Regions from separate parts of the Homo sapiens genome. Here region 2 is linked to region 1. Evidence: chromatin contacts called from ENCODE Hi-C data. All regions are on one chromosome and are shown on one strand. Each heading gives the region's core, a stretch centred on a gene start or an enhancer-like site at or near the end of the contact. The rest is flanking DNA. Distances are from core to core; before and after follow the strand shown. Region 1 has its middle 34 kb from the start of MDS2. Region 2 has its middle 3.5 kb from the start of MIR4425.

What was found. Hi-C counts contacts between places; a loop is a spot of excess contacts on that map. Pooled maps may share reads with other maps.
Region 2: a map with no recorded cell type shows a loop between it and region 1 (10-fold over the local background). The contact joins two enhancer-like sites. A Hi-C loop is called at or near these places in 2 of 37 single-sample maps with no recorded cell type and 3 of 50 pooled maps.

What each region holds. Positions count from the first base shown.
Region 1 is chr1:23,591,151-23,595,728 of GRCh38, forward strand. No RefSeq gene overlaps it. Among named protein-coding and RNA genes, the nearest start is that of MDS2, 34 kb to the right of the region's middle. RefSeq lists enhancers at 1,094-2,293, 1,547-1,826, 1,550-2,321, 2,322-3,092, 4,051-4,240. Within about 2 kb of position 1,906, at least 12 of the 41 ENCODE cell types and tissues checked have a DNase peak (open chromatin) inside an H3K27ac peak, as active enhancers do.
Region 2 is chr1:25,017,692-25,022,355 of GRCh38, forward strand. No RefSeq gene overlaps it. Among named protein-coding and RNA genes, the nearest start is that of MIR4425, 3.5 kb to the right of the region's middle. RefSeq lists enhancers at 1,332-1,441, 1,532-1,601, 1,642-1,801, 1,759-2,655, 2,914-3,442 and 3 more. Within about 2 kb of position 1,849, at least 3 of the 41 ENCODE cell types and tissues checked have a DNase peak (open chromatin) inside an H3K27ac peak, as active enhancers do.

The DNA of each region.
Region 1 (4,578 bases), core at 656-3,155:
CGGCCTCCCAAAGTGCTGGGATTACAGGCGTGAGCCACTGCGCCCGGCCAACCTCAACGCCTTTGCACTTGCCTTTCCTTCGCCTTGAAATGTCTTCCCCACATCTTTGTCACCTCCTTAGGAAGCCTTCTTTGACCACTCACTCAATTAGCCACTTGGTCACTATCTTCTTGTCCTGTTTTACTTTCTTTAGGGCACTGGCCACCCCTAGAGATGATCTTGGTACAGTACCGGTTGGCTTGTTTGTTGTCTGTTTGCCTCTATTAAAATGTAAGCTCTAAGAAGGCAGGGATCTATCCCTGCGCACCTAGGGCCGTGTCCGGCCCTCAGCAGATGCTCAGGAGTCTGTGAAGCTAACAGCTGCTAGGGTGGGTTTCTGCAGCCTGGAAGAGCCTGACAGGGCTGCGGCTTTCTGATGGTGGAGGGCTGGTGATGGGCACCAGGAGGGACAGATGTTTGGATATTGAACTGAGCTGTTGACACAGGTTAGAAAAACTCGTCCTCTTTTGGGGGAAGGGCAGGGTGGGGTGAGAAAGAGTTTAAAATAGGTGACCTTTTCAAGCAGATGCGGGAGGAAGGAAGAGCCCGCTGACATCACAGCTGAGAGGCCCAGAGCTCGGTTGTGGCCCAGGGGCCAGCGCTACCAGGGCAGGCCCCCAGCCTGAGTCACTCCCACCTGTAAGTCAGGCGACCAGGCCAAGCCTGGGGGTGGGGGCACTGTTCTGAGAGGCATAGGGCGGGCAGAGAGAGGTGGCAGCTGCTGCCCACCCGGGACCTCCTCCTTTCGTCCCTCAGGCCTCCTCCAGCCATTCACTGTCCTCGGCATTATGGAGGCCTGGGCAAGGCACAGGTCCTCGGTTTCCCCATCTGGAAAGGGGAGTGGAGGGGGAGGAAGGATTTGGGCTCAAAGGTCTCAGAGGATCAAATCCAGGCATCTCTGTTTGTCATAGATGACCTCACCCCAGCTATTGATCTCCACTCCCTTGCACCCACATCTGCCTTGTGTTCCTGTCTCTGGGCCCCCATTCAAGCTCTTCATCCTCCTCTTCCCCCGTTCCCCAATATACTAGTACCTCCTCTCCTAAGCAAACACTTTCCACCCTCCAGGCTTGGGGAGGCTGGGTGCAGGAGAGGAAGGAACATGGGCTTTGGAGCCTGACAGCTGGTTCCAGATCCGGCCTTGTCCCTGACACCTTTCGTCTATTGTCACCCTTTTGACCTCAGTTTTCCTTTCTGTAGAGTGGGTATATCTACCTTCTACATTGTGGTAAAGATTTTTTTTAAAAGCCTGTTGTGAAAGTTTGTTTCCTTTGCCTTTTTTTTTTTTCTAGTTTGTTACTGCTGCTCTGAAGCTTTTCAGCATTTCTTGAAATAATGAATTCCAGTAACACTGATAGCTCTTGGCCGGCCCACCATGAAGCCCTTGATCCCAGCCTGGCTGAGAATAGACTGTTTCACACATCACTAACTCTGCCCCAGCCTCTGGCTCAGAGCTAGTAGCAGGACATGAAGGTTTACTGAACACCAAACAGATGGTGAGTGCCCTGCTAAGAACTTCACATACATCTGCCCCCTCCATCCTCCTCACTGTGAGGAAGTGTCATCGTCCCCACCAGAAAAACAAGGACTGGGAGGTGTCCTGACTTGCCCAGGCAGAGACTGGTGAGTGATGAGGCTGGAAAAGTGACAGGGCCCAGTTCTTGAAGGGCTCTGAATATATTTTATCTTTTTAATCATTTTATTATTTTTATAGAGATGGGGGCCTCACTATGTTATCTAGGCTGGTATCCAACTCCTGGCCTCAAGTGATGCTCCCACCTCAGTCTCCCAGAGTGCTGAAATTACAGGCATGAGCCACCATGCCCAGCTGAATACACTACCTTAAGGGCAGTGGAGAGGTTTTAGACAGGGAGGCAACATGATCAGACTTGGGCTGAAGGCTGGGTGGGGTTGAGATAGGTAGGGAGGAAAGAGAAGGGTAATAGTTTGATTTCTGCTTCCCAGAGTTGTAAGAAGGGTGAGCTTGCCTTGTCAAAGAGGGAAGGTGATTGGGCAGGGCAGATGGGAACACAGCTAACACCTGTGAACTGGAATGAGCCATGTGAGCTGGGATTGGGTGAGAAGCTTGGGATGGGCGCACGTTGCCTAATACATGGCCTTAGGCAAGTTATTTGGCTTCTCTGAATCTCAAGTTTCTCATCTGTAAAATGGGCTTAATCACAGTATAACTTCCTGAGGAGCCGTGAGACTTCAGCAAGATAATTAAGACATGCAAAGCACTTACTTGGACCAGGGCCTGGCATAGAACAAGTGCTCAAGAACCACCAAGCACTGTGAAAAGCGAGACATCATCGTGATTTTTATTGTAATCCTCATGGCTCTTGGGATAGCCTTTCCAGTCGGCTGGGGGCTTCAACTCCCAGGAGCATTCCCAAGCCCAGCAGTTTCAGGTGGGCTCTGTTAGCTGATGTTTCCCTGCTTCCTGGCAGGGAGGGTGGGAATGGCAGCCAAGAGTGCAGGTGTCACGTCCCCTCCCTCCCCATCTATTTCCAGCGTAGCTGCCTGAGGCCACTGCCAGGTGTGGGTGGTGAGTCAGAGCCAGGCTGAGAGGACAAGGCAGCCCCGGGGGCCTGAAGCTGTCTCAGCCTCCCTCCCTCGGCCTTTCCCATGGGCATTTTGAAGGGGGAAGGCTGGGCCAGTGCCCAAGGGTCCTCCATCAGTGTCACATAGAGGACACAGGGTAGAGACCCAAGGTCCCCCAATCTACCTCTTTGCTGGCTGGAGGTGGGGGCAGAGGCCATGTTCTATTCATCTCTACCTCCAAGAATATCTAAGACAGGGCTTGGCACATAATAGGGATGCAAGAAATGCACGTTGACTGAATGAAGCAATGTTTGTTCAGGACTTTAGAGGAGCAGGATTTGTTCATGAGAACAGACTATGAGCTCTGCAGACAGACAGACAGACAGAGAGATAGACAGGGTTTATATGACCCCGGATAGGGGAATTTGCCTCTCTGAGCCTCAGTTTGCTCATCAGTGAAATGGGGATAACAATGTGTACTTTATATTAAGGACTGTTGTGAGGTGTAAGTGGGGCAACCTCAGGAAACTGTCTACTGTGCCTGAGACTATATCTATAATAACATTGATCACATTTTGTTGCAAGTATGTATTGCCATATTTGCCCCTCTCTGGATGGTGAGCTCCCCTTGGGTCAGGACAATAGTAAGTAGAGGCTTCTGAGACAGGAAGGTATGAACTTGAATCCTGGACCTATTTTTACTTTACTGTGTGACCTTGGACAAATCACACACCCTCTCTGAGCCTCAGTTTATTTATGAAACAGAAATGGTGACTGTAGAGGCCGTGGTGAGGATTAAAAGAGGCATGTTGTGCAAAGCACCCAGTCCAGTATCTGGTACCTGAAGGCAACTATATCATGGAATAGGAACAGGCTTCAAATGGATCAACAAGGACCAGCCCTCATGGCTGGGTGAATGGAAAGATCTTGGGCTGGCAGTGAAGAGACGTGGGCTCTGGAACTGACTTTGAAGCCAACTGGCTGAGAGTCCTGGGACAAGTCCTTCAGCTTCTCTGGGCTGAGCCTCACATCTGTAAAATGAAGGGCTTGGATCCCGTGGCCCAAGGGTCCTTCTGGCTCAGCATACTCTGGCTGAGGCAGGTAACCTTGGCCAGACCCTGTGAGCTGACTCCTCAGTAAGAAGCAGAACATGGAAGATCCTGGTGTGTCCCAGATGTGTCTTGAGTCCATGAAGGTAGTCAGTCAAGTACACCCTGGCCCTGGCCCCAGCAAGCCACAGGGATGAGCCTGGGGCCTCTGCAGGCAAAGAAGATGTGCCCAATGCACACAGCTAATGAGCAAGCAGGCAGGTGAACCATGCATGGCTGGCCCCAAGATCAAGGCTCGCCACACTGCTTCCCGTAGGCTGCCCTCCCCCAACCCTGCCCTTATGCACCTCTCATCCTGGTCTGTCCTCAGGGCACGCTGTGAAGCAGGCCTTGTTCCTCATTTTATTAATGCAGAAACAGGCCCAGCAGCGCTCAACTGCAAAGTCAAGGAGACAAAACTTGAACTTGGGGCCTCCTGCTCCCAGGCCTTTCCTGCTACACTTAGGGCCTTTCGCAGGGAACTTTCGTTTTCTTTTTTTTTTTGAGATGGAGTCTCGCTCTGTCACCCAGGCTGGAGTGCAGTGGCGAGATCTCGGCTCACTGCAAGCTCCGCCTCCCGGGTTCACACCATTCTCCTGCCTCAGCCTCCCGAATAGCTGGGACTACAGGCGCCCGCCACTGCGCCTGGCTAATTTTTTGTATTTTTAGCAGAGACAGGGTTTCACCATGTTAGCCAGGATGGTCTCGATCTCCTGACCTCGTGTTCCACCCGCCTCGGCCTCCCAAAGTGCTGGGATTACAAGCGTGAGCCACCGCGCCTGGCCGGAACTTTCTTTACCTGAATGTCACTGCCCCCTGCTCTGACCCTCTCACCCACCCAATGTCCTCTCCTTGTCCTCAGCTCGTCTTCCTCCAGGCCATCATCCCCCTGGCTCTGACTGCATTT
Region 2 (4,664 bases), core at 599-3,098, 1.4 Mb after region 1:
TGACCTAGAAACTGTGAGGTACTCCTGGGGGTGTGGGCTTCAGGTTGTTCCCAGCTCTCACAGCCCTGGGCTAAATCCTCTCCACTCTCTTCCCAGCCTCAACCTCACAGTCCAGTGGTTAGGAACAGCCCCTGGGGCCGCATCCTAGCCAAGGGGCCTCGTAAGTTTCCTAGCCTCTTGGAGCCTTGTAAGTTTCCTAGCCTCTAGGAGCCTCAGTCTGCTGTCTGTAGGGTGGGGACTGTGGGTGTTGGGAACTCAGCGCAGGCCACGCGTGGGATGCTGTCAGAGCCAAGCCCAGCATAAGCAAAGGGTCAGGAAGTCAGAGCCAAGCACACTGGCCTTCCACAGGGCTCCTGGGCTTCGCTCAGCTCCAGTGGAGATTGAAAATACTGTAATTCCTTTTTCTTCCCTTTCTCATTGGGGACACTGAGGCCTAGAGAGGTCAAGCCCCGTGCCAACAGAGTGGGGGAAAGCAGAGCCTCATGTCCCTCTTCTCACCCCACCCCTAGCCTCCTTTGAGCTCCATGAGCCACCAGAACTCATCATAGCCCCAGGCAGGTCGCCACCCTTCCCTGAGCCTCTGTTTCAGCTTCTGTAAGAGGAGGGAGCAGGACCAGTGGGATATCTCCTGAGGACACCTCACTGCTACTGAAGAGGACAGGAGCATGCTGGGGTAGGAGGTCAGGTCTGCATGGCAGGCCTTCAGAAACCTCTGGAATGTGGGTTTGAAAGTTTGGGGGCTGCTCTTGCTACAAAGGTTCCCTGTTCTCCCCTCCTTTCTTTCCATGACATTTCACCAACTGTTTCTTCCCTTAATCCAAACCATCGTTTTTCCAGGGTGAAATTTAAATCAAAGCCACATGGCTCCCCCAACACACGTGTCCTTGCCAAATGGAAGCGTGTTCTGGGGAAACAGTAATGACCCTGCCGAAGGGGATTCTGACCTCTCCATGGGGCCCGCCAGGCAAGTGCTATGTGGCATTGAGAAGACCTGGGGGCTTCAAGTTGGCCCAACTGGGGTAGGCTTGGAGGTTTCCAGGCCCAAACATGGCTCCGCCAGGAGCAGAGGGTGAGCCTGAGTTCCTCCACAAGGAGGCCAGGAGGCCTTTTCCAGAGCCAGGAGCCTTCATCCTATGAGCCATGGATATGGGAGGTGCCTGAACCCCTGGGGTCCATCTGGGGAAGGGGTTTACACGGTCCTCCCAGTGAGGCTCAGTCATTGATATGACTTGAAGCATGGTGGTGGTGTGGCTGTATGAGAAAGAGACCTGGATTTGGAGTCTTGTTTGTGTCTGATTCTCACTCACTTGCTGTGTGACCTCGAACAAGTTCCTTAACTTCTCTGAGCTTCAGTTTCCTCATTGGTAAAATGGGGCTTCAGCTAGAAGCTCTCTCAGTGGTAACCATGATGCAGGCGAAGGGCCAGGGCCCAGGAGCTGGCGCACAGTGGAGCTCACAAAAGCAGCTGGGGGAACTGTGCAGAAGTGAAGCGGGGGCCTCAGAAAGGAAGGAGGGAGACGCCAGGCCTGGCATTGCAAGAGGGGCTGAAAGCAGTGGTGGGAGAGAGGGCAGACAGGGAAATCTGGGCACTGTGTGCAGCCCCCAGATATGAGAGGAAGCCCCTGAGTGGAGAGTCATGAGACTTTGGAAGGGGCAGAAGGCTTTACTGAGGGGAGGGGCATCCAGGGAGGAGGGGCCTGGAAGTCCCCAGGGGCCACTCTGCAGGGGCTTCCCTGGGCCTGGTCTCTGTTTTACATAGTCTGGCACTCCCAGGCGGGCTCACAACTTGGAGTCCTGGTTGGGGAGAGGGAGTCAGGAGAGCAGGAGGCAACCTCCCATACCCGCCATACACCAATAATCAGACACCCTCACTCCGGACCAAGCCTGGACACCTGTGGGGTGAGCACACTCATAGCTATAGGCCCACAGACTGAGAAGTACATGCAAATGGCCACATGCCAGACCCATATGCAAAACACAGACCCAGACAGGCCATGCACAGACCCACATTTCCACACCGGGGCCAGACCCGCATGCAGGAGTGTGCAGGCATGTGGATGCGTGCACACACACTCCCGCACATACATGCCTGCACACACACACACCTGCACACATACACATGCCTGCACACACACACACCCCTGCACACATGCATACATGCCCACACACACACACCTACATGCCTGTGCACACACACACCTGCACACACGCATACATGCCTGGACACACACGTACATGCCCGGACACACACATGCCTGCACACACACCTGCGCGCACACACACCTGCACACACACATACATGCCTGCACACGCACACATACATGCCTGCACACACACATTCACATACATGCCCACACACACATGCACACACATACCTACCTGCATACACACACCTACACACACATACATGCCTGCACACACACATTCACATACATGCCTACACACATGCATACACACATACATTCTTGCATGCACACATCTGCACACACATACATACCTGCACACACATATTCACATACATGCCTACACACACGTGCACACACATACATGCCTGCACATACACATGCACATGCATGCCTACACACATGGGTGCACACAAACGTGAGCACACACATGTGCTGAACAAGGCCCCAGGAAGCCTCCAGCACAGGCCAAGAGAACGGCTCCCTCTACACTCGTTTATTCACTCCACAAACCAACTGAGCACCTACCAATGTCAGGCACAACCCCTGCCCCTGGAACTCACACTCTAGTGAGAAAAATGTCAATCACGCCTATCGAAATAATGACTATTCCTCACACATTCACGAGATTTTGCTCATTTAACCCTCAAAGCAGCCCTCTGGAGTCGGGGGGTCTCTGCTGCACAGATGAGAAAATGGGGTTCTGAGAGGCGTGGCACCATGCCCTGCTCGAAGCTCCAGAGCCGGCGATTGGCAGCCCCACTCAGATGGGTCTGGGGAGGGCTCTCTACTTCCTCTCGGTGACTTCTGTCTCCCCTGCCCTCTGCAAAAGCGGAGGCTGTGGGGATGTGGCCCCTGGCGCTAGGAGCAGGCCTGCTGAGGGGCCTGGCTGCTCCCTCTAGCCCCACTGTGGCCCTGGACAAGCCTTTCTCTTCCCACCCCTGCTGCCCATTGCACAGAAGCAGACATGGAGTCTGAGAGGACAGTGGCCTCGTGAGGTGGCCGAGCTGGGCACTGCGTTAGAGACAGGGAGGGGGCAGCTTCTGCCACCCACATCCCCAGATCAGTCGGTCCATGAGTCCTCACTGAGCCTGGTCCTGGCTGGATGCTCTGCCAGGCACACAGGGACAGCCCAGCCCAGGGCCTCCATGTTGCTTCCCACGCTACCAGGCCCGGGAGCACCAAACTCCTCGAGTACCAGGAAGCGAGCCCGCACACACCTTAGCTGCAGGTCCTAGCACCCCCGCCTTTCCCAGCCTCATACTCTCTGGACAGACAAGAGACTCCCCCTCACCCCAGGACCTACAGCCTACGGAGGCCTGGAGCCACCCAGCCTGGGCCGCAGGGACCTCAGGGAGGGTGCAGACGGGGGACGGAGGGCACAGGCCAGGGCCCTAACACCAGGCAGAGCCGTCCACAGTGGGATCGCCCACCTCGTTGGCTGCCTGGAGCATGGCCACCCTGTCCTGCATGTGAACTCGGGAGTGGGGAGAGCAGAGAGAGGCGGGGGCCGTCATTCAGCCTCTTGGAACTATTCTTGTCAGTGCCTCGTTCCTGGAAGCCTCTTTGGGCTGGGCCCTGTGTACAGGCAGAGGTTGGTGTGGGAGGGGAAGGCTGGGGTGTGTGTCTCTCACTGGAAGCCCTTGGAAAACCCCTCCCCTCCTTCGGGGCAGCCCCTGCCCTCAATTTGCTTACAGTCTGTTCCAAGCTTCTCAATCCATCAGATCAACTAGAGGAACTTTATAAAATGCAGGTTCCTGGGCTCCTTCCCAGTCTGCTGAATCCTAATCTCAGGGCTGGAGCCCTGGAATCTGTATTTTTTCAAAGCCTCGAGACCTGGATGAGAAGGCAGCACTGAGATCCCCTGGCCCAGGTTCTGGCGACTGCTCATGATTATTTTTTGGACCCCGTCGGTGGGATGCTGTCTTATTTAATCCCATGTCCCTGCAAAGGATCCAGTAGATGCCAAATGAATGTTTGCTGGCAGTACTGGTGGGTTGGGCAGGGTATGGACTCACCTAGAGGTATGCCTGGACCTCCCCCGGCCTGCTGTGTGACCTTGGACAAATCACTGCCCTCTCTGGGCCTTGGCTTAGAGGGTCTCCAAAGGCAGATATTTAGTGAGCCACTGATGGTCACCAAGGGCTGCCCGAACATCCAGGAGGTGATCTTACTCCCAGCGTGGGAGGGAACCAGACTGGCCTCCAAGGCATCTCTGGGATTCCCTTAGTTTGCCTTCTGAAAAATGGGCCCGGGCCATGGAGGCATCCTGAACTGCACTGCTCTCGCATGGACAACAGAGAGGGCATTCTTCCACACCTAAGGGAAAGAATATTTACCAACCCCTGGGGCCGCCCCTGAACCCTGGCCTAGGCCTGAGGGCTGAGCTGAGGGGTTATGAGGACCCCTGGCCTCTCCCTTGCCCCTCCCCCTCCTACCCCACCCCCACCCCCTGCTGTGGGCGAGGAGCAGGTGCCTGGC